Linked DNA regions of Homo sapiens: region 2 is linked to region 1. Evidence: chromatin loops called from intact Hi-C (ENCODE). Cell type or tissue: lower leg skin. All regions are shown on one strand. Each heading gives the region's core, and the rest is flanking DNA. Links, peaks and the distances in the headings are about the cores only.

Region 1 (12,066 bases), core at 207-8,206:
ATGTCTTCCCTCCCCCGACCCCAGCCTGTCAGTCCGAGCACAGTGCAGGTTTGGCTCTGACTTGGGCTTTTGGCTGCAGTGGGGGTGGATTTCAGAGCCTCTCATGGCAGCATCTAAGTGACCAGAGCTGGGATGAGAGAGGGGAAGGGGCAATGTGAGTGGCGCTATGGGACGGGCCAGCCCTGCTCCTGAGCCAGCCCCGCCCTCTGCCCCCTGGCCCTGGGCTCTGTGCTAGGGATGGTGAAGAATGGGGGCGTGCCAGCCTGGCAGGAGTGGGAAGCAACACGCAGGGGTCCCGGACCTCTCCAGCCTTGCCCTCACGCTTACCCGAGCTCCCAGTGTGGTTAGCACAGAGCTCACCCACCTTGCCTGGCTCCCAGCTGGGGCCTGTCCTCACTGGTGCTCCAGGGGAAGAAACGACAGCCTCACTTCTGTATGGACTGCTGATGTGGCCTGCCATCCTGTTCAGCGGGCATTGTCTTTGGAGCAGCAGGAGAATAGGATGCCTCTCACTCACATGCCAGTTCCTGGCTGGCCAGCTGCTCAGGGCTCAGGCTGGGGCCTCCCATTGACATCCTCCCCCTACACTCCCTCTCTGAGCCTCCGTCGCCCCTCCTGTTGGGTAAGGGTGTTGAGTGTGACTTGTGCTGAAAACCTGGTTCATATATAATAAATAATGGTGATGAAAAGATTACTGTTTGGTGACAAAGCCCTGGCCTCTGCCTGTGTGCAGGTCCCCTGCCCCGCCCACCTGATTCTTGTTTCTCCAGTGGGTGGGTCTGGGGAGGGGAGCAGGGAAGGATTCTGGGAGCTGCAGTTATGAACACAGATATCCAGGACTACTTTCCTGAGATCTGGAGGAAAATCCGGCCCCCTGCTGACTGCCCGGATTCGGCGGAGAACCAGGCCTGGCAGGAAGACCGAGGACTTGTTCAAGTGCAGCTTTGAGCACCACTCGTCTGGGCCCCAGAGGACACAGTGCAGGACTCCTGCAGTGAAGCAGGTCGCCAGAGGCTTCAAAGCCTCCTTCATGAAATAGCCTAGGGCTGGGATCTGCCAGCACATCTCGCTGCAGGTCCAGTGGGGAAGTGGGCAGAGGGAGCCCAGCCCTCCAGCCCAGCCTGTAGCCCAGGGCAGAGCTGAAAGAACTTCCCTGGAGGGACAGGAGGGTGGGGCGGGACTGGAAGACGCACAATGGAGGCACCAGAGCACTGAGGGCGGAAAGCCAGCTGAGGAGCTTGGATGGATCCCAAGGGCCATGGGAGCCGTGAAAGGGATTTAAAGCAGGGCCGTGACATGGCCAACTGGATTTCTAGCATTATCTATCTCTACAAGCTGCACAGTGGACGGCAGGCTGGTTTGACATCTTTATTAGGGCCCCTGGTGGAAGTGGTGAGGACAGAGAAGCGAGGGGGGAGCTGCTTGGCTGTGACCCATAGAGACCGAGGCTGCCCGTGGTGGGGAGTGCAGCAGGGGCAGGTCTGAGAGTGGCTGTGGGAGCTGAGGTGTTCCTTTGTTTCCTGGTGAGTCGTGTGTGTCCAGGGCACCCCGTGGAAGTGTAGGTAGTGGCTGGCTGGGCGGTGGGGCGGATGGTCAGGAGGAAGATGAGGCTGCAGGAGGCAGAGTTGGAGCCATCGGCATAAATAACCGGTGATCCCTGAGGGGTGCAGGTTGCTCAGGGGGTTCAGAGTGAGAAAAACCCAGAAGAGAACCCCAAGGAGTGTGAGTTCACGGGGTGGGTGGGTGAAGGTGGCCTGTGGAGGATGCCGGGAGGTTGCAGGTAGCCGGAAGACAACCAGGTGAGTGTCACTCAGGAGGATGAGAGGTTCAACAGGAGAGAGTGGTTGAGGTAACACAGACCCCCATTGTCCTCTACCCCCAAGAAGTCAAGGTCAGCTGGCATCTTTGGTGATGGGCAGTAAAGTCAGACTGCAGTGGGCTGGGAGCGAGTGGGCAGGTGGGGGGTGAGAAACACAGTGACCTCAGGATGGGGACCCCGTGGACCCAGTGAAGCTGGACCTGGAAAGACCAAAGGGAGCTAAACAAGGAGGGACCTACTGGGCCCATTTTCCCATGTCGCTGTGGGTCAGCCCTGGGCCTGGGGGAACCACTCTGCCAGTTCCTGCCGCTGCACCTCTGAAGCCACACCCAGCCCGCCACAGGCCCACCATGGGGGCTTCAGGTTCAGGATGCTGAAGATCCACGTTGGCCCAGGATTGGGGTGGGGGGCATGTATCCAAAATGGCTACTTCCTTGTCTCGGCTTCTGCTCTTTGGGTTCTTGCCTTCTGTGATATTGGATTGGTGGCATCTTTAGACACTCTCCCGGGATGTGTGTGGCTGTGGCTGAATTCTCACTGAGCCCCCTGGGTGGCATCCTCTGGGCCTGGGAGGTGGAGTCCTGGAGAGCTGCTCGCTGCTCTCTGGGCAGCCTCTGGACTGCTGAGGGCTGGTAGCTCCTTCCCAGGCAGGGTGGCCTTTCTCACATCTTCCATCCTTCCTTCCTGTGCAGCCATTCCGGGAGAGAGGAGAGGGTCCCAGAGCTCATGTCCACTCCACTCCCTGGCACGATCTGGTCTCCCACCCTTTGGTGAGGACCGTGTTCCTCCCAGAGGCTTTCCCTCCAGGCCCGAGGTGGGAACCTGCAGGGTAAGTAGGTCTGTCAAAGATAAACTAAGCTGGACCTTAGTTAAAGCTACGAAAACAGACCTTATTCATTAACCACTGACAGGGGAGAAGCTGAGCTCCATTCAGATCTGTGCAGGGGGACTGGACAGTTTAATGGGAGAACGTAGGAGTCGGGAAAGGGCATTCCAGGGCTCAGGAATCATGGGAGTGAAAAATTACAAAGGGCTGTCTGTGTTATTGTGGCCGGGCCAGCTGTGTGTGCCAGCTGGCAGTGATGGAAGTTAGGTTCTGGCCTCCCCCAGAGCCTGGGAGACAGGCCCCATCCTTCCTGATGATGCCATTTCAAAGGACTGGCTCTCAGGCTCTTGAGAAAGACACTCCTGGACACACATGCATGTACATCTCAAAGGGACAAGGGAAGGAGGTACGACTCTAAGTGTTTTTAACGTAAATGCTCTAAGAAAGTGAGGGGGTGGTCAGAGGCCTGTTGTCAGGTGTTGGTAGGAACAAACACTAAATGATTTTGACGGCCTTGAGCTTTTTCAGACAGGAACTCAAAGGGTGGCCAGGTGGTCCCAGGGATGCCGCTTTGGGCTGCCAGAAGCCATGCTAGGGTTGGTCCAGTCTCTTGGTGCAGGGGTTTGGACACAGTCACTATGTACCCAACTTCTGTTAGAGTTATCAGTTTCAAACCCCACCCGTGCCCCCAACACCATCCCCAATGTGGGAGGCACATCAGTAAATATCAGCCTCTGACACAGATGCTCACGGACCTACACGATGCAAAAAAGCTCTAAAAATGGGCCGTGACTGAGAGCAGGGCAGCCCTGAACCATACCAAGTGGCAGAGCAGGAAGTGGCCTTGGAGGCCACGCTGAGACAGAGGACAAAGCCACTGAGAAAAAAAAGTAAAGGTAACCAAGAAAAGTTAAGCTGCACACAAAGAGTATGGCCAACAGAGGGCAGCGCCTGCGTGCAGGATGAAGTCTCTAGCGAGCCCTCGTCCAATCTGCGCATTGCTGGGGGTGGATGGTGCCGAGGTCAGAGATGGTGGCCCTAGAGTCATAGGCTTGAGCAGGGAGCCACGATAATTCTCCAGACAGTACCACAGCCTGGAGGAAACGCCCTTCAGGAATATTTCATAGTGGCAATGAATGACGAGCATTGAGCCATCATGAGGTGCCAGGCACTGCTTCGGAAACCAAAGGACCATGCTGAAGAGCTCTGTCGTTCTCCACTCTGATCCCAGGCTTCCCGAACCGTCTTCTGGTTCTGTCTTCCCGAACTGTTTCGTACCTCAGCATCCCTGAGAGATCTAGCACATTCCATTCTGTAACAGGGACGCCACAGGTTTTTAGTGGAGGGAGGGAGGGAGGGAGGTGCTGCTCCTGCTGGCCATAGGGTCCACGCTCCCTGCAGAAGCCCTCAAAGAGCAGCCCTCAGTTAATTTTGGCTGCTTTGAACAGAAATAGGATAGTTGGTAATTCTGGAACAGTGAGGAGCTGGAGGTGAAGTGAGAGGCGTGGCTAATCTCCTTATCTGTGTGCTGGAAGTGACCTGCTGGTAAAGCTTTGGGCTTCCGGGAATGAAATCAGCTGGCAGGCACCACAGTTTTGCTTGACTTGTAGCACTGGAAGATGAGGGCAGATGACCAGAGTCCTGTGTGGATTTAGGCCACATACTGGGTTAGCAAATCTAAATACGAATCTCTCATTGGGGAAATGTTGGTCAAAAGATAGAGAATTTCAGTTAGACAAGAGGAATAAGTCCAAGAGACCTAGTGTGCAGCCCATGGTGACAAAGTGCTCAACAGTGTGTTGTATGCTGGAAATTGATGAGAGTAGATTTCACAAAATGAAAAGTGAGGTAATGCATTTGTTATTAGCTCAATTTAGCCATTTCACAATGTATACACATTTCCAAACATGGTATATACCTACATGTATGCAATTTTTGTCAACTTAAAAAAAAAAAAGGAATCACTTAAGCCAAACAAAACAACCCATGGAATTCTGGGATGGAAGCCATGTCTATTACAAGAGAACCTCCAGGGATGAAGGAGGCTGGGGCTTTAGCCAGCTCTCCAGCTGCCTCTGCCCCAGGCAGACCCACACAGGGCCAGAGTTTGGGAATCATGCGCCGGGTGCAGCCTGCAGTGCTACTTGTCAATGTGGAGTATGGTCTACCTGTAACAGAATAATCTGGAATGCTTGAAAGTACAGGTTCCTGGGTCTCACACTGCACCCTATGGGTTTAGGGGATTCTAGACTCCACATTTTAAACCAGCTCCCAAGGGTTTTGGTGCTAACTGAAGCCCTCGAAGACAGGATGTCCAAGCCCTGACACTGTTGACAATTTGGGCTAGATAATTCTTTGGGTTTTTTTGTGGGGGAGGGGGAGCACGGGAGGGCACTGTTCTTTGCATCCTATGATGCTTAGCAGTACCGCCTCCCTTTACCCACCAGATGCTAGCAGAACCCCTCTCCCTGCTCCTGGCCATGACAACTATAAATGTCTCCAGCCATTTTGAAATGTTCCCTAGGGAAACACCCCTACCATTGAAACCACTGCCCTAGAACCTCAACCCCTCAAGGGATTTCCAAACTTAGTTATCAACCCAGACCCTCGGGAAAGGAGCCTGGGAGGCCCTGAGGGGAGCCGAGTGCCTTCAGCTGGCTTCCCCAGCAGGACTGGAGCTTCTGACCAGGAGACCACACCCCAGCAAGAAGTAAGCCCCCAAGCCGCCAGGGACTTCCAGGTATCAGAGCAGGCACTGATCCCAGCATGAGCTGGTCCCTCTGCGAGCTGGTGCTTCCCAGGAGGCCGGGGGCAGGGAGCTCCGGCACTGCCCCGAGCCCAGTGGAACTTTGTGTTCTCCCCGCAGGCGGCTTCCTGAGCAGGGTGGGCGGACACAGTTGGGATGGATGTTCTCACCCCTACAGGACCTCCGCCTTGGCTCCCTAACCTCAGGATTAAGGGCCATGATAGCAGCAAGGGTCTTCCTCCCTCCTGAAATGTCAGCATTTTGTCCTCTGACAAAGACCTGGGACACACTGGGGTGGTGACTTCATCTTCCCATTCTGTGTCCCACACAGCAGGAGCCCCAGGCTCTGAATTCCTGCGGATTCTGCAGCTTCAGTCAGCTGTGATGCCAGGTGCAAAGGCCTGGCCCTTGGCCGGCAGCAATTGATTCAGCAAACATATTTCTCTTTTTTCTCTCTACCCAGACTCCCAGAAGCAGTTTAACTTTACTTAGCAGCTCAGCTCAGCTTGGAGGTTGAGAGTGCAGAGTCTACAACTGGATCAAATTCCAGCTCTGATGATGATTAGTTGAGTGAAAGTGACTTAATCTTTCTGAGCTTCATTTTTATTGATGAATCAGGATAATATTAGTAGCACCTGCCTCATAGAAGTTGTGCATATGAACTGAGATAATGGACTAAAGTGCTCAACTGGTCGATAAATGCTATTAATTTCATTATATTTACATATTAACTATTTAATTCCATGCCACATTTTATTCTGCCAGGATCTCAGCTTCCTTCCCCTTTTCTGTTCCTGTCATGGTCACCACACTGATGCACTTTGCGGAAGAGAAGGTGGCAAGTGCCCTGTGTGCTTTTATATGTGAGACAGGACCTGACAAATAAGTACTATGAAAAATACCTGGGGCCTGCTTATGTATCTGCATTTTTGTGTTTCCTGTCGAATGTCTTTAATGTATAAATGTAGCATCTTCTCAGTAAAAACACAAATGCTTTTGGAGGACGGGGGGAGGAAGCAGATACTAGAATTGGCATGCTGTTTCTAAAGCCCTCTGGGAAAAACAAACATGTAAGAAATAACCAAGATATTCCTGGAAAAGCAGAGTATTGAGAGGGACACTGGCACTCCAGATACTAAAAAGTCTAAGATAAAGATACCATTTGCAAGGCTACAGAAATGCAAACAGTGGGGCTGGCACATGAACACACAGACGACTCAAGGGGAGAAAATAAGTCCAGAAATAAATTTACAATCAGGAATTAAGAATATGATAAACAGCCAGACACAGTTTCTCACACCTGTAATCCTAGCATTTTGGGAAGCCAAGGCGGGCGGATCCCTTGAGCCCAGGAGTTCGAGACCAGGCTGGGCGTCATAGTGAAACCCTGTCTCCACTAAAAATACAAAAAGTAGTCGAGTGTGTGTAGAGGTGTGAGCCTGTAGTCCCAGCTACTCAGGAAGGCGAGGTAGGGGAAATACTTGAGCCCAGGAGGTTGAGGCTACAGTGAGCAGAGATTGTGCTCCTGCATTCTGGCCTGGGCGACAGAGCGAGACTGACTCAAAAAAAAAAAAAAAATGAATATGATAAACATAGCAAACCAAATACATAAGGAAGAGATGAGTAGGGCAATGAACAGTGTCCAGAGTCCCAGCAGCAAAACACATACAAAATGGAAAGAAACTATAAATGTACTAGAAAAAAATTGGAGAATTTTTAAAATTATCATGTAATAGGGAAGGTCTATCTCAGGGGAAGAAAGAAAAAAAGAAATCCAGAGGCTATGAAGATAAAACTTTATACATTTAACTAAGTTAAAATTTACATTTTCTTCAAGGCAAAAACCATACAAGTAGATAAATGAGCAAATGACACAAAAGAATTCACAGAAGAAGACATGTAAAAGACTTTTGAGCATGAAGAGATGCTTAGTCAAGGAAAGCAAATTCAAACAGCAATGTAACCTCCTTATTACCTTATTAACCTGCTTATTACAGAGAGCGAGACTGTGATAACAGACTGTAGGTCTGTGCTGCCTGCTGCAGTGCATCTCCCCATGCTCTTGGTGCTCCCATACACGCCAGGCGCCTTCCAGGTGCCAGCACTGGCTTCCTTCCTGGGCAGCAGGCTGGACGTACCATCAGGAGTTGGTATATAAACTGGCTCCCAGAGCTGCCCATAGTGTCGCTGGCTTGCACATGTCCTGGATGGCCTACTGGGCCCAGAAAAGGTGAAATGTGAGGAGCACACTAATCACAAAATGACCCGAGCCAAGTCGAGCCAATCCTGGGCTAGACTGGCCAAACCCCATGATATGATTTGGCTGTGCCCCCACCCAAATCTCAACTTGAATTGTATCTCCCAGAATTCCCCTGTGTTGTGGGAGGGACCAGGGGAGGTAATTGAATCATGGGGGCTGGTCTTTCCCATGCTATTCTTGTGATAGTGAATACGTCTCAAGAGATCTGTTGGATTTATCAGGGATTTCTGCTTTTGCTTCTTCATTTTTCTCTTGCCGCTGCCATGTAAGAAGTGCCTTTTGCCTCCTGCCATGATTCTGAGACCTCCTCAACCTTGTGGAACTGTAAGACCAATTAAATCTTTTTTTTTCCCCCCAGTTTCAGGTGTGTCTTTATCACCAGTGTGAAAACAGACTAATACAGGCCAGCTGATGCAGACATACTAGCCAAAATTAAATGCCTGTTGTTATAAGTCAGTTTTAGGGTGTTTTGTCATGCAGCATTATTGCGGCACACCTGACTGATACAATACTGTTACATACAGATCTAGTTCATTAGTGACATACACTTTCTTTGTCCACCCCCCTATTAATGACCCCTGTGTTACTTCCAGATTAACAAATAGTAAGCATCTTTTATATGTCTTTGTGCACATTTGCTGGAACTTCTCTAGGATATATATCTAGGAGTCAAAGAGCTTTTAATATTACAAGAGATTGCCAAATTTCTCTCCAAAATGATTGTTTCAATTTACACTCAACCAACCTTGTGGCATGAGCCACAGCACCTGGATGGTAGTTGGTTTTAACTTGCATTTCCCTAATAGCTGCTAAGCTTGACTCTTCACCTGTTTATTGGACATTTCGGTTTCCACTTCTCTAATTTGCCTACTCAAATCATTGGCTTGCTTTTCTATGACTTTTTTTGGTCTTTTCCCTATTGATTTATAGAAGTTCTTTATATATTCTTGGCTACAAGTTCCCCTAATCCTAGTGAATCTAGTGCCAGGAACAGGGAAGGAAGGAGGAAGTGGGGAGAGAGGGCAAGATCAGACAGCCTCATTTCTCCTTCTGCTCTTCAAAACCATTGTTGCTGGGCGTGGTGGCTCACACCTGTAATCCCAGCACTTTGGGAGGCCAAGGCGGGTGGATCACCTGAGGTCAGGAGTTCGAGAACAGTCTGGCCAACGTGGTGAAACCCCGTCTCTACTAAAAATACAAAAAGTAGCCGGACGTGGTGGTGAGCGCCTGTAATCCCAGCTACTTGGGAGGCTGAGGCAGGAGAATCGCTTGAACCTGGGAGGCGGAGGTTGCAGTGAGCTGAGATCACGCCACTGCACTCCAGCCTGGGCGACAAGAGTGAAACTCCACCTGAAAAAAAAATAAAAAATAATAAAAAGAAATTAAAAAAAAACCATTGTTAAAAAAATGAAAAGCAAACCACAAACTGGAAGAAACTATTTGTAAAGCATATATCTGTCAAGACTTGTATCTTGAATATATAAAGAACTCATACTTAAACAACATGACAAACCTAAGTTTTAAAAGTGGGCAAATTTGAACTCTTACTTCACAAAAGAAGAACTGCAGCCCTACCTTAGATCATGCACAGAAACAAATTTCAGGAAGGTCAAAGACCTAACCCCAAAGAGCAAAATGTCAAAGTGTTTAAAGTAAATCATAAGAAAATGACTTCCTGACATCAGAAAAGGGAAAAATTTTCTAAATCAGGCTGGGAAAAGATCGCTGTGGTACATATTTATGAAAGATTGGCATCCAGATTATATAAACAACACTGACAAATTAATCTAAAAAATACAGTTGAAAAATTGGCATGTATATTCCCAGCAACTCACAAGGAGGGAAACTTGAGAGGCCAGTCAGTAGGTGAAAAATATACTTAGCCCCATTAGTAATCAGGGAAATGTACATTAAAGTCACAATGAGACATTTCATACTCATCAGATGGGCAAGTTATGTCTGCCAGCACAAAAGGCTGGAGAGGATGGGGGAAATGTAAGTAGGGGTGCAAATGGAGGCAACCCCACCCCATCTCCACAAAAAATTTTTAAAAATTAGCCAGGCTAGTGGCTTCTACCTGTGGTCCGAGCTACTCAGGAGGTTGAAGCGGGAGGATCAACTGAGTCCAGAGTCCGAGGCTGCAGTGAGCTAGGATTGTGCCACAGAACTCTAACCTGGACAACAGAGCAAGATCCCATTTCTAGAAAAATAAAATACAGAGCAAAACAGTAAAATAAAATAAACCACTGTGGATGTACAGAGAAAACAGAGTGGCCTGTGAAACGCAGTGGCCATACTTGGCAATTTCAGCTGTGAAGACACAGCCAGGGAAAAAAAATCAAAGACTGGCTTTAATATACATTAAATACATATATTCGTTATAGAGTTATTCCATATTTAATAGTTATTCCAATAACTATTAGCCTTATAGTTCAAATATTTCTTATACCAGATAATTCTTAAAAACACTTCATATCCTAACATCAGAAAGAATTTTATAATTGGATCTGGGACCATTTGACAATGTACTTGCATGAAAAAAAATCCAAACCTAAATTATGCAGGTTTAATACGCAGCTTACGTCACATGAAACTGCCCTCTATAAAGCAAGCATTCTGTACATATAATTAATTTTAACTTGATGAAAAGAGCATCTCACGGAAGAAAACATGTAATGTTGAGTAGAACCACTAGAGAACGAGGAGATATTTCTTCTCATTTATCTGTGATGTTTCATTTCATTTGAATGAAATCAGTTAAGTATATAATTAGGGCCCATAACTCAGTTCAGTTTTATTTTACAGTAACATTTAAACCCTAGAAAAAAACAACATCTTGACCTGGTTTCCTCTGCTATAAGTGGCAATAATTACAATCATCTTGCTATGTCTCAAGAAAACTAAAGTAGGCAGTTGGTTTATCCAAATCCATTCCTCCTTCTATTGTCCTTGCTTTTGGAGGCCTGTTTAGCTACTTACCCTCCTCCAGGGTCCAGAACATCAGACAAGTTCTCCTGGTCCCCACACCAAGGAGAAAGTCTTCAAGAATCTAAACCAGTCACAGTAAATCCATTCCTATTGCTCTAACCAGGTTAGGCATAGGCAGATGGGGCAAATGTGCTGGGAAGGTTTCTGGGAAAGGGTCTCTAAATTCTTAAAAAGTGCAAGGGAAATCTTCTATCTCTGTATAGAAATGTCCAAAGAGGTGATCTAGGAATTTGGCAGCCACCCTGGACCCAGGGGGAACAAACAGAAGAGCTCCAGCTAGTGCCCTAGGCTGCATGTGCAATTCCATCACTGAGCTGCTAAAACAACAGCCCTAGAGCTGCCTCACTTGGGCTTCCTGTTTGGTGAGCTAACAAGCCCCTTTTTGTTCTGAACGTTTTTATTGAGCTTTATTTTCAAAAAAGCAGCCTGATTCATGCACATATCTTTAGAAGAAATTTAAAACGCCCTAGAAAAGAATATCTTCAGTTTAAAATCTAAGCAATTTGGAATTTACAGGAATATATTCCTCTTAGTTCCAGTTACTCACCATTAAAAAATAATGGTCCTCAGGTTCAGCTCGAAGATATTTAAAAACCACTTGCTCCATGAACCTTTCCATAAGATCCCAGTCTTCAATGATTCCATGTCGTATCGGCCACTGGAGGAAGAGACACCAGAGTTGTCAAGCCTCAGTTCGCAACAATAAGAGCAACAGTTTAACAGTGGCACAGAAGAAACTGTATTATTAAGAATAAAGGTCTCCTTCTCATTGCAGTTGTTGTTAATTCTTGTAAAGAAACAACAGCATTTGGAAAAAAAAGATTAAGTTACATTATTGTTCATATTCTCCTCCACTCATTTCCACAAACAAAGAATCACCTTAACAATGACACGGAGGCAGGCCAGGCACAGTGGCTCACGCCTCTAATCCAACGCTTTGGGAGGCCAAGGCAGGAGGCTCACCCGAGCCCAGGAGTTCGAGACCAGCCTGGGCAACATAGCAAGACACTGTCTCTACAAAAAATTAAAAAATCAGCCAGGCATGGTGGTGCGTGCCTGTAGTCCCACCTACTTGGGAAGTTGAGGTGAGAGGATTGCTTGAGCTCAGGAGGTCGAGGCTGCAGTGAGCCAAGACGGCATCACAGCACTCCAGCCTGGATGACAGAGTAAGACCTATCTCTAAAAAAACAACAAAAAATACAATGAGGAACCGATAGAAAACTGCAGCTAATTATCATACAATTGGATCTGGAGCTTTAAAAAAAAAAAAGTCTGCTTAAATAACGTTAGTGTTTCTTTTTAATTAACCAATCTGCAATTTTCCCTCATCTGACAGGTTAGTCAACCTGTCAACAATTTTCCAGGGGAGGGGATCTTGCTTTCATGTGTGACCTGGTGTTTCCTGAGTCTATTCTGCATTCCAGGGA
Region 2 (12,066 bases), core at 226-8,225, 160 kb before region 1:
CCTTCCAGACGGCCCTACCAGCCAGCCCCACCTGGCCACCACGCCCACCGACAGCTCGTGTTCCAGTGGCCCAACTGGTGACGGGGTCCAGGGAAGTCCTCTCCCCATCAGTGAGTCTGACACAGCAGGGACAGGGAGAACCAGCATTTCAAAAGCCCTGATCGTGGCGTCAGAGGACCTGGACCCTGTGCCCTCTTCATTTTTTTCTAGGACTCAGTTCCCCTGTTGTGCTGTTCTTTTGTTAACAAAGTACGCCAGGGAGCAGGACAACATATTTAGCCTCTGGTGTAACCACCAAAGAGGAGGCATGATGCTCAGCCCCTGGGGAGCCTGTCATCCCGCCCCGATCACTGAGCACTTTGTACACAGAAAGTCTCCGGCAGTTTCTAACATGCAGGCCCACGGCCAGCAGCATTGACCTACCTGTGTGCACTGGTCTGATCCTTAGACCGTCTCATCACAGCAACCCTAACTGCAGAGCAGGGCAAGGGGAGCTCCTAGGATTTCTCTGGGGTCTCATTTTATTTTTAAAACTTCTCACAAATTTTGCATGTCTGTTTTTATAAAAAAGTACTTCAAATTTATATGGAATAAAATTGGCACTCCCAAAGAGCATACCCCATTTAGCTGTGGTTTCATCTGGTGTTCAGGGGTCGTCGGGCACACTTGCTCTGGGGTTCTGTGTGCCCTGTGTGTGCCCTGGTTTGAGAAGCGTGAGTGTGAGATTGTGGCCTACATGTCAAGGCTGCCGGCATCACTTCCTGAGCCAAATTCCGAGGCTGGGCTCAGGGGGAAGGGTCTGGGAGTGTTCACAGTGAACCAACAGTCTTGCTGTTTCCAGTTAAACCAGAAAGAAACGGTAAAGGCCCTCAGCCCACCTCGAACAGGGACTTGGGTGGCTGGAGAGGGCTGTCCTCTATGGGAACCAGATCTGGTGTGATTTTCCAGAGTCTGGAGCTGGGGCTAGAAAGGCCCTCTTGTCTTCTCCTGCAACAGAAACTGCCGACAAACCGTGGCCTACAAGGAAGGAAGGCCCAGGAGCCCTGGGCGGGGAGCCCAGCCCTCCCACCCATAGCCCCAGCAGGAGGAAGAGCCACAGAGGACAGGAGAGAGGGACCTCAGAGGCCGGTGAGAGGCGGGCTTTCCTTAGTGGGGTAGCGATGGGGAAGTGTGTTTAGTTCACACGAGGAGGTCATGCTGCTCCGCCGCCTGGGCCTGGTGGCAGCTCCACCGGGCAGGCCTTGTCTGCATTCTCACGGGTGGGAATCTCAGCCGCCCGGAGACCTGAATGCCTGCCAGCGCTCCCGGTGTCCCGTCAGGACTGCACTGACCCAGGCCCACCTTGCATGTGCCACAGGAATTTCTCCTGGGAACAGCCCCTTGCAAGGCCTCATCAACTGTCTGAAGGAAATCCTTGTGCCTGGGCCCCGGCACCCCGAGACATCCCCAAGCTTCTTGCCACCTCTCCCTAGCCTGGGCACGTCCAGGCTAACCAGAGCAGACCTGGGGCCTGGGAGCCCGCCCTGGGCAGGTGAGTTCTGGGGCCTCAGGCTGAGGTCTCTGAAGCTTGGTTTGCATTTCAACAGCGATTCCTCCTGCTCCAAACTGTCTCCCTTAGGGATCGTTACCAGCTTGGTCGCTGCTGTGTTGCCAGTGTCACCTTTCTGGAGCCAGGTGGCTCTCTTAAGGGCAGCGTTTGGTCAGCTGGGAAAAGGAAACTCGGAAGCAGGCTTTGCCCTGGTTTCTTCATGTCTCTTCCTCCTCCTGACTTGGGACCCGAGGGGAAGAGCTGCAGAGCTCATGTGTTGCTTTGCATTGACGCCAGGCATGATGCATGGGGTGGGCTTGGGCTCTGGACAGCATGGTGGAGGGGCCGGGGCACAGGTCTTGGAGTCAGACCCGGAGAGGCTCCTGATGCCTTGAGCCTAGGCTGTTCCCACTCACAGGGCCGCAGTGAGCTTAGCTGCAGTAATGTACTTACTGTACAACTCCATTTTCCTCAAATGTAAGTTCTGTTCAGGACCCCAGAGCTGTCTCAAACAGTGACCCTGACAGCCCACTTCCTTCAATTTGTCCTCAGAGTGATGCCACTTGTCTGCCTGCAGGGCGAATTCCATGGCTTCCCTCTTTGCCCTGTCCGGTTCTGGCAGGTGTGTGGACCCAGGCACTGGGAAGACTCAGCGAGCCACTGGAAGAGCCTCATCTTCAGAGTTGGCCCCACGCCCTTCTAACTTGTCCCCTGTTTGTTGTTTGTCATGAAGGCTGAGGACACTGAGCTCCAGGTGAAAACATGTTCCTTTTTCCTTAGTGAAGACCGAGGCGGTTTCAGGGGATTGTCCCCTCCAGGGTCTGCTACACTGTCTGAAGGAGCTCCCCGAGGCCCAGGACAGGCATCCCAGTCCCTCAGGAGTGGGGAACCGACGGCTACAGGAGAATCCAGGAGCCTGGAAAAGGGGTTCTGGAGGTAAAGGCTTCTCGCTGGGCTGGGAGGGCCCCCAGACATCCTACATTACCCTGCCCCAGGCAGGGCTGTAGGTGGCCCCCACCACAAACACTCAGGCCCCCATATTGGCCTGTCGGGAAGAGGATCCGGATGCGGGGGATCCCCACTGTGTAAGTGGAGCGAGCTGTGTGGGAGGGGCTCGGTCAGCGCTTGATAATTCTCAGGCTGGCTCTTAGAGGAGGAGCTGGACATTCTGAAAGGAAAGTGGGGAGGGAGCGAGATCAAGAAATAGAGGATGGAGCTCTAGCCCAGCACACACGCAGCTCCTCATTGTGGCTTGGGGTCCTGTGTGTTTGGGTCAGGTTTCTGCCATGTGTGTGAGAGCTGGGAACCCCAAATCCTAATTATACCCACCCAGCCCACACAGGGGTTCGTGTTCCGTGCATGTCACCTCAGCTTGTTAGCTTCTCAGAACAAAGCCCTGAGCAGCTGGGTTGAGTCAGGTGTGCTGGCCATGGAGAAAGACATGATTGGTGCTGTCTGGGGAGGGCTGACTTCATGCCTGGTAGAAACCTTGGAGGCACCCCAAGGGGCCATGGTAGGGGAGGAGGCGTGTGACTCAGGTCTCTGCTGGTGATTGACAAGTGACAGCAGTCTGAGCCGGTGACTGCCGTGGAGGCACAGGGGCTTTGGAAGCCCCTCCTAACCCTATAAAGGCCTCAAGGGATTCTCAGGGTGAGTCCAGGCCTGAACCTTGGGCTTCCCAATGGCCTCCTCCCGCAGGGCCTGGATACCTCCTGACCCCTCCTCCCCATCCTGATCTTGGAGCTGGCGGTCTGCTCTCTGTGAAGATGGAGAACAGCTGGGTCCAGAGCCCCCCAGGACCTGCATCCTGTCAGCCTGGCAGGCAGCCCCTCAGTCCCTCAGCCACTGGAGACACCAGAGGGGTCCCCCAACCCAGCTGGGGCCCTGAGGCTCAAGGTGAGGCCTGAGATTGGCTGCTCTGGTGGTCTTCCCCATGGGCTTGTCAGTCCCTGGCAAGGTTCCACTAACCCCAGGGAAGCAGCTCTCAGCAGGGAGCCGCCCCCTGGCCTTTCTTCCCAAGCAGTGAATCCCTTCATCCACAGCCTCCTCAGCCCAGGCCTTTGTCCAAGCCCCCGCTGCCTCGGGGCCTTCGTTTTGCAGTGATTCCTGGCCCTGAAAGCTACCCCTGCTGACATGTGGCCCTCCTCACTCCCCTCCTGTCTTCATGCCTTCCAGGGAGCAGGGTGGGGGGCGAGAGCCGATCAGTCTCCCACAGAAGGGTTTCCTGCCTGGCAGGTGCCAGAGCCTGGTACAGGACTCGTCACCCCTGTAGAAAGCACGTCGGGTAGAGCCAGCCAGGGGTCTGATGGGCAAGGCTGGAATGTGTGGGAGATGGTAACAGGGTGCTCTCTCCTGTTCCAGCTGCCAGTGCCTCAAGCTCACCGCTGGAAGCCCTGGAAGCCTGTCTGAAGGGCATTCCCCCAAATGGGTCGTCACCTTCCCAGCTGCCACCCACTTCTTGTTCCCAGAACCCCCAGCCAGGAGACTCTAGGTCTCAGAAGCCTGAACTGCAACCCCACAGATCACACAGTGAAGGTAGATTGTGGCCATGGGCGCGGGGTGGCATGTCCCTGAGCGTGGCAGCGGAGGCAGATGCTGAGGACTGTCGGGTCATTGTGTTCCCCGGCCTCCTGAGACACAGGCCCGTTCCCCCAGGCTGCCTTTCATACTCACTCCCAAACAGCCGCCCGCATGTGCTGAAAGCCAGTGCAGATCTTCCTGCCCTACTTCCTTCTCTCAGAACTCTCTCCAGTCACGAGACTCACTGTGGGGTTTCTGTGGGTCACGTGCTATGGGAGTTGAATCAGTGCCACAGGGAAACCCTAGTGGGAGATACTTTGGGGCAGGGTCTTCTGGTGCCCGTGCACCCCATGGCCCAGGAGTCTCTTCTCCAGTGAGCCTCCTGGTGACCACAACTGTGCTGTTCCCTACAGAAGCGACCAGAGAGCCTGTTCTGCCTCTGGGTCTGCAGAGCTGTGTGAGAGATGGCCCCAGCAGGCCCCTGGCCCCCCGAGGAACCCCCACCAGCTTCTCCTCATCCAGCAGCACCGACTGGGACCTGGATTTTGGGAGTCCTGTGGGGAACCAGGGGCAGCATCCTGGAAAAGGTGAGCTGGGCCAGCCCGAGGCTGGGGTTCATCCTGGGAGAGGACTCAAGGCCCCTTGCCCAGTCCCTCTGGCTTGACTGGGTCAGACCCCCATGCCCGTGCTGGGAGCAGAGCCAGGGATACTGAGGCAGGAGCAGATGCGGGACTTATCTTGGGTGGGTTGTGGGAGCCTAGGGTGGAGAGGGGGCTCCGTTTTAGTGACTTGTCTTAGAAGGGACAGGACAATGTCTAAGATTTCTTTTAAAATCTTTTTGGGCTGGGCACAGTGGCTCACGCCTGTACTCCCAGCACTTTGGGAGGCTGAGGCAGGAAGATCAGTTGAGGCCAGGAGTTTGAGACCAGCCTGGGCAACATAGTAAGACTCCGTCTATACAGAATTTTTTTTTTTTTTTTTTGAGACGAGTCTAACTCCTGTTGCCTAGGCTGGAGTGCAGTGGCACAATCTCGGCTCACTGCAACCTCCACCTCCTGGGTTCAAGCGATTCTCCTGCCACAGTCTCCCGAGTAGCTGGGGTTATAGGTGTCCGCCACCGTGCCCAGCTAATCTTTGTGTTTTTAGTAGAGAAGAAGTTTCGCCATGTTGGCCAGGCTGGTCTCGAACTCCTGACCACAGGCAATCTGCCCGCCTCAGCCTCCCAAAGTGCTGGGATTATGGGGATGAGCCACCGCGCCCAGCCTGTACAGAAGATTTAAAAAATTATCTGGGTGGAGTAGCACCTGTAGTCTGTAGTCCAGCTACTCAGGAGGCTGAGGCAGGGGATCACTTGAGCCCCAGCGTTTGAGGCTGCAGTGAGCTATGTTCACACCACTGCACTCCAGCATGGGTGACAGAGTGAGACCCCCATCTCAAAAATAAATACATAAAAATTTCCTTTTTGCATTGAATTCCTTACCCCAGCCACAAAGAATTGCCTGTAATATCAAACTGACCCCCAACTTAGGAAAACATACAGTGAGGTTCATGTCAGAAACATTTCAGCGTGTGCTTGGTGACCTGTGCCTCCCCGGCTCACTCCAGTCGAGTTGCTCCTGCAGACTTGGGGATCTTGCAGGACTCCAGCATCCCCTCTTGGCCTTTTTATTTCCCCCACCTGGTTAATCCGAGTCCTCTTGGTCTGTGTTGTCCTGCCGACACCACTCCCTCCGTGCTCACCTGTGTCCTGACTGCCAATGTATTTACTGAACAGGCCTCTCACAGCAGCCACAGCTCTGGCCAGGCCTGTGGGGCCTGTAGAACAGGCCTGGGGCCTGCCAGTGTCCACAGCAGCCTGAATTCCCAAGCCCCACTATGGGTTAGCCGCTTGGGTGTGGGGCTTTTCCCCTATAGTGCAACTGACTTCATAGGTAATATGATCACATAGCTTTGTTCAAAAGCTATAAAAGGTTATGTAGGGAAAATGAAGCCTTCGGCACTCCAGCCCCTCCTGCCACTGCTGTGAGTTCACTCCCCTCCTCCTCCTCACACAGAGGGCAGCATCTATACATGCCCCCTCCAGGCTGCCTTTGTCGTCAGCATTTGTCTTTGACCCCTTTCTATACTTTTCATGTTCCTTGGCCACTAGCACCAGTTTCTTCTTTTGGACAGCAGCGTGGTATTCGGTAGCATGCTTCATGTGTTCTGCCTGGGCAGACTTTGTTTACTAAGTAACCCAAACTGCAGGATATTTCACACTGCCTGTCAGAAGCTTCCAGCCAACTCCCGGCTCCCTCTGTTGCCCCAGAACTCAGCGAACGTGCTGTGGAGAAAATGCATGTGGGGGTCCTCTGGTTTCCAGCCCTTCCTGGTCTGGAAGGGCTGGTCTCTGCCCTTCCAGCCTGTGGACATTCAGAAGTTCTGAGGTTGCCCTCCCGCCCTGTGCCTGGGCCCAGAGTCGTCAGCAAATGCTGTCGGGAAAGAGAGTGGCAGCACTGTCTGCTTTATTAGGAAGGGCTCTCCTCACTCTAGAGTTTCAGTCCATCTAGTTCCTGTTACTCGCACAGCTGTCACTGGAAATAGGATGTTTGCAGTGTGTTTAGTTCTTTCCTAGTTGAAATTGCATGCATGTTGGCCCGCCATGGCCCAGAGGCCAGGGGGCCTGTGTTGTTGCCCTGCTGTGAGTGGTGAAGGAAGTCTTAGCACATTCCATCTGTGGGACCATCCCCTGTGCTGGGGACACAGGATGTGTCATCCCTCACGGTGGTGGCAGCTGGGTGTGCTGAGGAGGACTAGAGCCCACACCTGTGGCCAACGCCCTCATGACAGCCGCAGGCCAGGCTTCTATGTGGGTGGCCAGGACAGGCCAGGCTTCTTCCACGGCAGCCAAAGCAGGGCCGCGCCAGAGCCAGGACTGACACGTCCAGTGCTCTGTGCCCAGCACCCCTGTGACCCCCCTTCCCTGGACACAGCAGAAGACAGGGGGCTTCTGCAGTTTGCAGAGATTGAGCTACAGTCCCCCTCATCTGTGAATGTTTGATCTTCACAGGAAGCCCACCAGGAAGCTCCCCACTGCAGGGTCTGGAGAATTGTCTCAAGGAGATACCTGTGCCTGTGCTGCGGCCTGCCTGGCCCTGCTCCTCAGCAGCAGACAGGGGACCGAGGAGAGCAGAGCCCAGGAACTGGACAGCAGACAAGGAAGGTAATAGTGGCTGCCGGGGCCCTGGGTGTAGACAGGGCTGCTCTGAGGATGCCCTAGGCGCTGCACCTGTGGGCTCAGATCTGCTCCTGAGCCAACATGGTGCTCTGGAAACAGACCTGGGCAGAGCCTTGTTGGAGGCCAGAAAGCCAGATAGTCTGCAGCACACACGTGTAGACCTGCTGGCACCTTAGTGCCACTGTCTGCGGTTCCACCATCCCAGCTGGAGCTGGCTCCTTGTGGCTGGGTGTCCTTGTCCCGGCCGTGCCAGCCCCACGAGCCTTGGTGTCTGGGCACCAGTCTCCAAGCCCAGGGGTCCACGCAGCTGGGTCTGGGAATAGAGATGTTCTGGAGGGTTCAGGCGCTCCCTGGAACATGACAGATGGGTGTTTCCCACACCTGATGCTGGTGTGCCTGAGAGCCCAGCAATGGCAGAAACTGTTCCCTGTCCCTTCTTCTGTGGCAGCACGAGGCCCCGTGGGGCTGACAGGCCTTCTGATTTCTCATTAAAACAGGACTGAGGGCTGAGGCCTGCGAGTCAGCCCGTCTCGGGCAGGGTAGGGGAGAAGCGCCCACCCGGAGCCTCCATCTGGTCAGCCCACAGGTGTTCACCTCCAGCTGCGTCCCCGCCTGCCACCAGCGGGGGTTCAAAGACCCTGGGGCCACCAGGCCAGGAGTGTGGAGGTGGCTCCCAGAGGGTGAGCTGGCACCTGCCCTCGGTACTGACAGCCCCACTTCAGTTAAAGTGTTTGACAAGGAAATAGACTTCCCTCTCTGTCCCTCTGTTTCTTCCCCATCTCTCATCCTTTCCCCAGAGGACAGAAGCTGGTGCCAAACAGAAACTGAGGTTCGCTAAACAAGAAGATAAAGTGTCACAAAGTGCTGACAAGGAGCGGGGTCGGGAAGATCATTGTTTGTGTCCATCCATTGGGTTTCTCCAGTGGAGAAGCTTCTTGAGGGGGCTCCCGCCGTCCACTGCTGCTGCTTGGTTTAACTTCCAGCAGAATTCCTTCCTAGATCTGCTGCAGGGCCTGCTGGGATGCCTTTGCTGAATAAATGCGGTTTTGCTGACCCTCCCATCAGACGAGGATGGGCCCTAACTGAGCCCCACCCTTGGGCTGCTGGCCCCTGTGAGATACTGGGGTGCAGGGATGGCACCTGCCTGGTGGGAGAAGCCGCCTGGCCTGTGAGACCTAGGCCTGGCTAGAACCTGACTGCTAATGGCTTCCAAGGACTGGAGACTTCCAGAAAGTTCCCCAGCAGACTTTCCAAAGCTGCTGGGGTCCTGGCCAGGCTCTGGCTTCACTTTTGTCCTCTTTCTCTGGCAAGAGAGGCAGCCATTTAGGGTCCACTAGAACGCATGCTGATCGTGGGCTGAGCTGAAAAGGGGACCGGTTCTGTGTGCCCAGACACTAAGGCAGAGACCTGGCTCTCTTCAGGCTGATGACAGAGCACTCTCTGGTCCCCTGCCCAGGGTCTGCCCCCAAGCCCTCCCCGCTGCACTGCCTGGAGAGCGCCCTGAGGGGGATCTTGCCTGTAAGGCCCTTGCGCTTCGCCTGCGTGGGAGGCCCCAGCCCCAGCCCCAGCCCCGGCTCCAGCTCGAGCTTCAGCGGCTCTGAAGGAGAAGACCCGAGGCCAGAGCCTGATCTCTGGAAGCCGCTCCCCCAGGGTGAGCCTGTGCGGAGAGGGAGGATAGCGGGATGTGTGCCAGGGCGCCAGTCACCACTCTGATGCCAGCTTTGTTTGTGACGTTAGAGAGGGACCGCCTTCCCAGCTGTAAGCCTCCTGTCCCTCTGTCCCCATGTCCTGGTGGGACCCCTGCTGGCAGCAGTGGCGGCAGCCCTGGTGAAGACCCCAGGAGAACAGAGCCCAGGTACTGCAGCGGCCTCGGTGCAGGTGAGCCTGGGGTCTCCTGAGGGGGCGCCCATGCGTTCCCCAGAGGACCAGGAGTCCAGACTGGATCCTTTGAGTCCTGCCTGTCGCTTTGCCTGGCTCTTGCCAGGGAGTCCTGCACATTGGCCGTGCTTTAGTTCCCTGTAAGGTGAGCTGTGTCCGAGAAGGAGGGCGGGGCTGCTGGGGGTGCTGGTGAGCAGCTGCAGGGAGGTCTGAGCCACTCACTTGATGCCACGTACACGGTGTTTGCGCTTGCTAATATACACGTGTGCATGTAGACAGATGTGGATGTATTTATACAATAATAGCGTATGCTTTTAAAACTTGGCAATCAATAACAAAAGTCTCAAAAGTGAGATTTCCCCAGCTGGGGGTACTTCTTGGAGAGTGTCCCATTAGGAAAGCTAGAATGCTGCCTATTGCCCCAGGCCACCTTGCTTCTCAATCTCACTGTGACCCACTGTTTGCTCCTAGCAGAAAAAGCAGATGGGACAGGAGACAGGTCCCAGTTGCCTGGGAGAAAAGAGAGTTTAGAGAGTACCTGCTGTCCTGGCCCCCTCAGGAGTGCTGGAGGACGAGGACGAGGAGGGAGAAGCAGTGGTAGAAGGAGGGAGAAGCAGGGGAGAAGGAGGAAGAGGCCAGAAATGGTCAGGGGAGGGAGCTCTCCCCAACTCCTGCAGCTGGCTCCATTTACAGGCATTGGCCCTGGTCTGTGTAGACCCAGGCTGCACCACATTCTTCACTCCGCAGTGGGCCTAGTGGAAAATGGCAGAGTGGGCTGGGTGTGGACCACAGGATGCCCCAGCACGCCCTTGGAAGTCTCACTGGGGCAGGACCCGCAGATGAGAGTCCTTTTTCCCAGCTGCCTCCCCAGCCGCCTCCTCCTGCCGGAGCCCCCTGCATACAGGGCAGGAACACCACACACACACGCACCGCGGCGGGCCCTGCCACCAGAATTAGGCTCCCTCATGGGCCAAGTTTCCGTCTTCTATCTCATTTAATCATTGTTTAAAAGTTGAGAGTTTGATATTGTTTTAGGGTATGTCAGAATGGCTCTGGCCAAACGATCGTCTCCCTGCCCCAAGGTCTCTGTGCTCTTTCTATAGGTACAGCTCAGGATCCCTGCCCGGTTTCTCAGCTGGAGAAAAGGCCCAGGGTTAGTGAAGCATCCAGAGGCCTGGAGCTTGGACATGGAAGACCCAGAGTTGCAGGTGAACTGGTGGCTTCCCCCATTCCCTCTGCACGGGCCAGGACCCAGAGCCCCAGCTTGGGGAAAACAGCCTTCCAGGGTCAGTGTTTGAGTGATGGGTAGGAAGTCTCACCTGTAATGCACTTCAGGTTGCATATTTCCTTTCAGTGTTTTATCACAGAAGCAGTTGGGATTTTCATAAAAGCAGACACACCTTTTAGAGGTGGAAATTGAGAAGTGAAGGATCAAAGTTTGGGGCTTGAGGGGACTTTAGAGAATAGGTGAGGAAACTGAGGCTAGGATGACCTGGCCATGGTCACTGTGAGAGGGTTGGCTCCATGTCACACACGTGCCCCTACGGACTCATGGTGGAGACATGCAGGGGGCCTGGCACCTAGTGCCCTGGGTCACTTGGGGACAGCCCCACACCAGGAACTTTGAGTGTGGCCTGCGGCAGGTTCTCTTACTGGCTCAGGGTGTTGGCTTCTGTCCAGGCGCCACCACTTTGCTGTGAGCTCTGAGCTGCCTGGGGCCACCGAGCCTTGCCTGTCCTCTGTAGAAGTCCTAGCTGGGGTCTCCAGGCCGAGATCCTTATTGATGAACTTGACCAAACAGCGGTTGGGTCCTTTAGCTACTCCAGTCTTCACTTTTTCCTCGGTTTAAAGCCCTGGAGGTGCCGAAAAGAGCAGGGCAGAGCCACAGCTGGGGGCCCAGAGAAACAGGGAAGAAACCATCTCTGCGCCCGGCCTGGGGCTGAACAGGTTAGGAATGGCAGGTGCCTGGCCAAGCCTTTCCTGTGGTTTGCCCAGGGTTGGGACCAATTCCAAGGGAATTTAGGGCGAAGGATTAGGTGATCTTTTTTTAAAAAAAACAAAAAGCTTATGACTCCTATGAATCTGTAACTTCTCAATAGGGAGAGTAAAAGCAGAAGGGGGTGGGAACCCTTGTGGTTTGCCTGTAACGAAGAGCACTGAGTTCTGGAGTGGCCCCAGGGTCACCCCACAAAAAATGCGCAGAAGGCCCTTGGCTTGCCTGGCCCTCCTGGCCCATCTCCTGGTGCTCCCACGGCCTTGGCCTCATGCTGTCTCGGGGGCTCTGGACCCTTCTCACTGACTCCTAGGGCAGGGTGCCATTTGGTCTCATCAACAACACAAAGACCCACCGATTCCTAGAAGGTGGGAAGACCGCAGTTTAGGAAAGCCTGGTTACCACGGAAACCCAACCTGTGGTTGATCCTGCCCATCAGTTTGGGGAACAGCCAGGAGACATAGCCAGTTTTCATGCCATAAGCATTGGCATCTGCGTTCTCAGGCCTCACCCACCTTCCTTCCTTTCTGGAAGCTGGGCCTTGGAGGAGGCAGAGTACTGAGCGCCCTTGGTTCATGGGACCTCTGGGGAGAGAAAGGTCCTTACAAACCAGGAACTCTGACCGGTCCTTGCTCTGGTTTTAGCCAAGACCCATGAGAGGCTGCTCCCCCAGGGCCCGCCTGAGCTGCCCAGTGAGTCTCCCCCTCCGGAGCTGCCCCCTCCGGAAGCTGCGCCTCCTGTGTTGCCAGCCTCCTCCCTGCAGCCGCCATGCCACTGTGGGAAGCCCCTGCAGCAGGAGCTGCACAGCCTCGGTGCTGCCCTTGCGGAGAAGCTGGATCGGCTCGCCACAGCGCTGGCAGGCCTGGCTCAGGAAGTGGCCACCATGAGGACCCAGGTGAATCGGCTGGGGAGGCGCCCCCAAGGCCCTGG

What was found. Hi-C counts contacts between places; a loop is a spot of excess contacts. Peaks named below come from ENCODE experiments on the same cell type or tissue, not always from the same donor. Only the 100,000 strongest peaks of a DNase experiment are listed, where the experiment ranks them.
Region 2: a loop joins it to region 1, with 38 times the contacts of the local background. A loop is called at or near these places in 7 of 110 quality-filtered maps.

The regions. Positions count from the first base shown.
Region 1 is chr7:149,880,005-149,892,070 of GRCh38, forward strand. It overlaps ATP6V0E2 (ATPase H+ transporting V0 subunit e2), which reads left to right. Exons shown (of 4, transcript NM_145230.4): 4 at 1-691. It also overlaps a transcript of ACTR3C not described here. Among named protein-coding and RNA genes, the nearest start is that of ATP6V0E2, 12 kb to the left of the region's middle. In lower leg skin, for the core only: no CTCF peak of the experiment used is centred there; DNase peaks (open chromatin) are centred at 1,217, 2,849, 3,587, 5,447 and 1 weaker place.
Region 2 is chr7:149,721,426-149,733,491 of GRCh38, forward strand. It overlaps KRABD3 (KRAB domain containing 3), which reads left to right. Exons shown (of 17, transcript NM_001290187.2): 5 at 1-110; 6 at 997-1,128; 7 at 1,358-1,531; 8 at 2,309-2,464; 9 at 3,227-3,424; 10 at 3,890-4,063; 11 at 4,462-4,635; 12 at 7,098-7,250; 13 at 7,763-7,945; 14 at 8,722-8,916; 15 at 9,003-9,143; 16 at 10,247-10,351; 17 at 11,781-12,066. Among named protein-coding and RNA genes, the nearest start is that of KRABD3, 13 kb to the left of the region's middle. In lower leg skin, for the core only: no CTCF peak of the experiment used is centred there; a DNase peak (open chromatin) is centred at 5,774.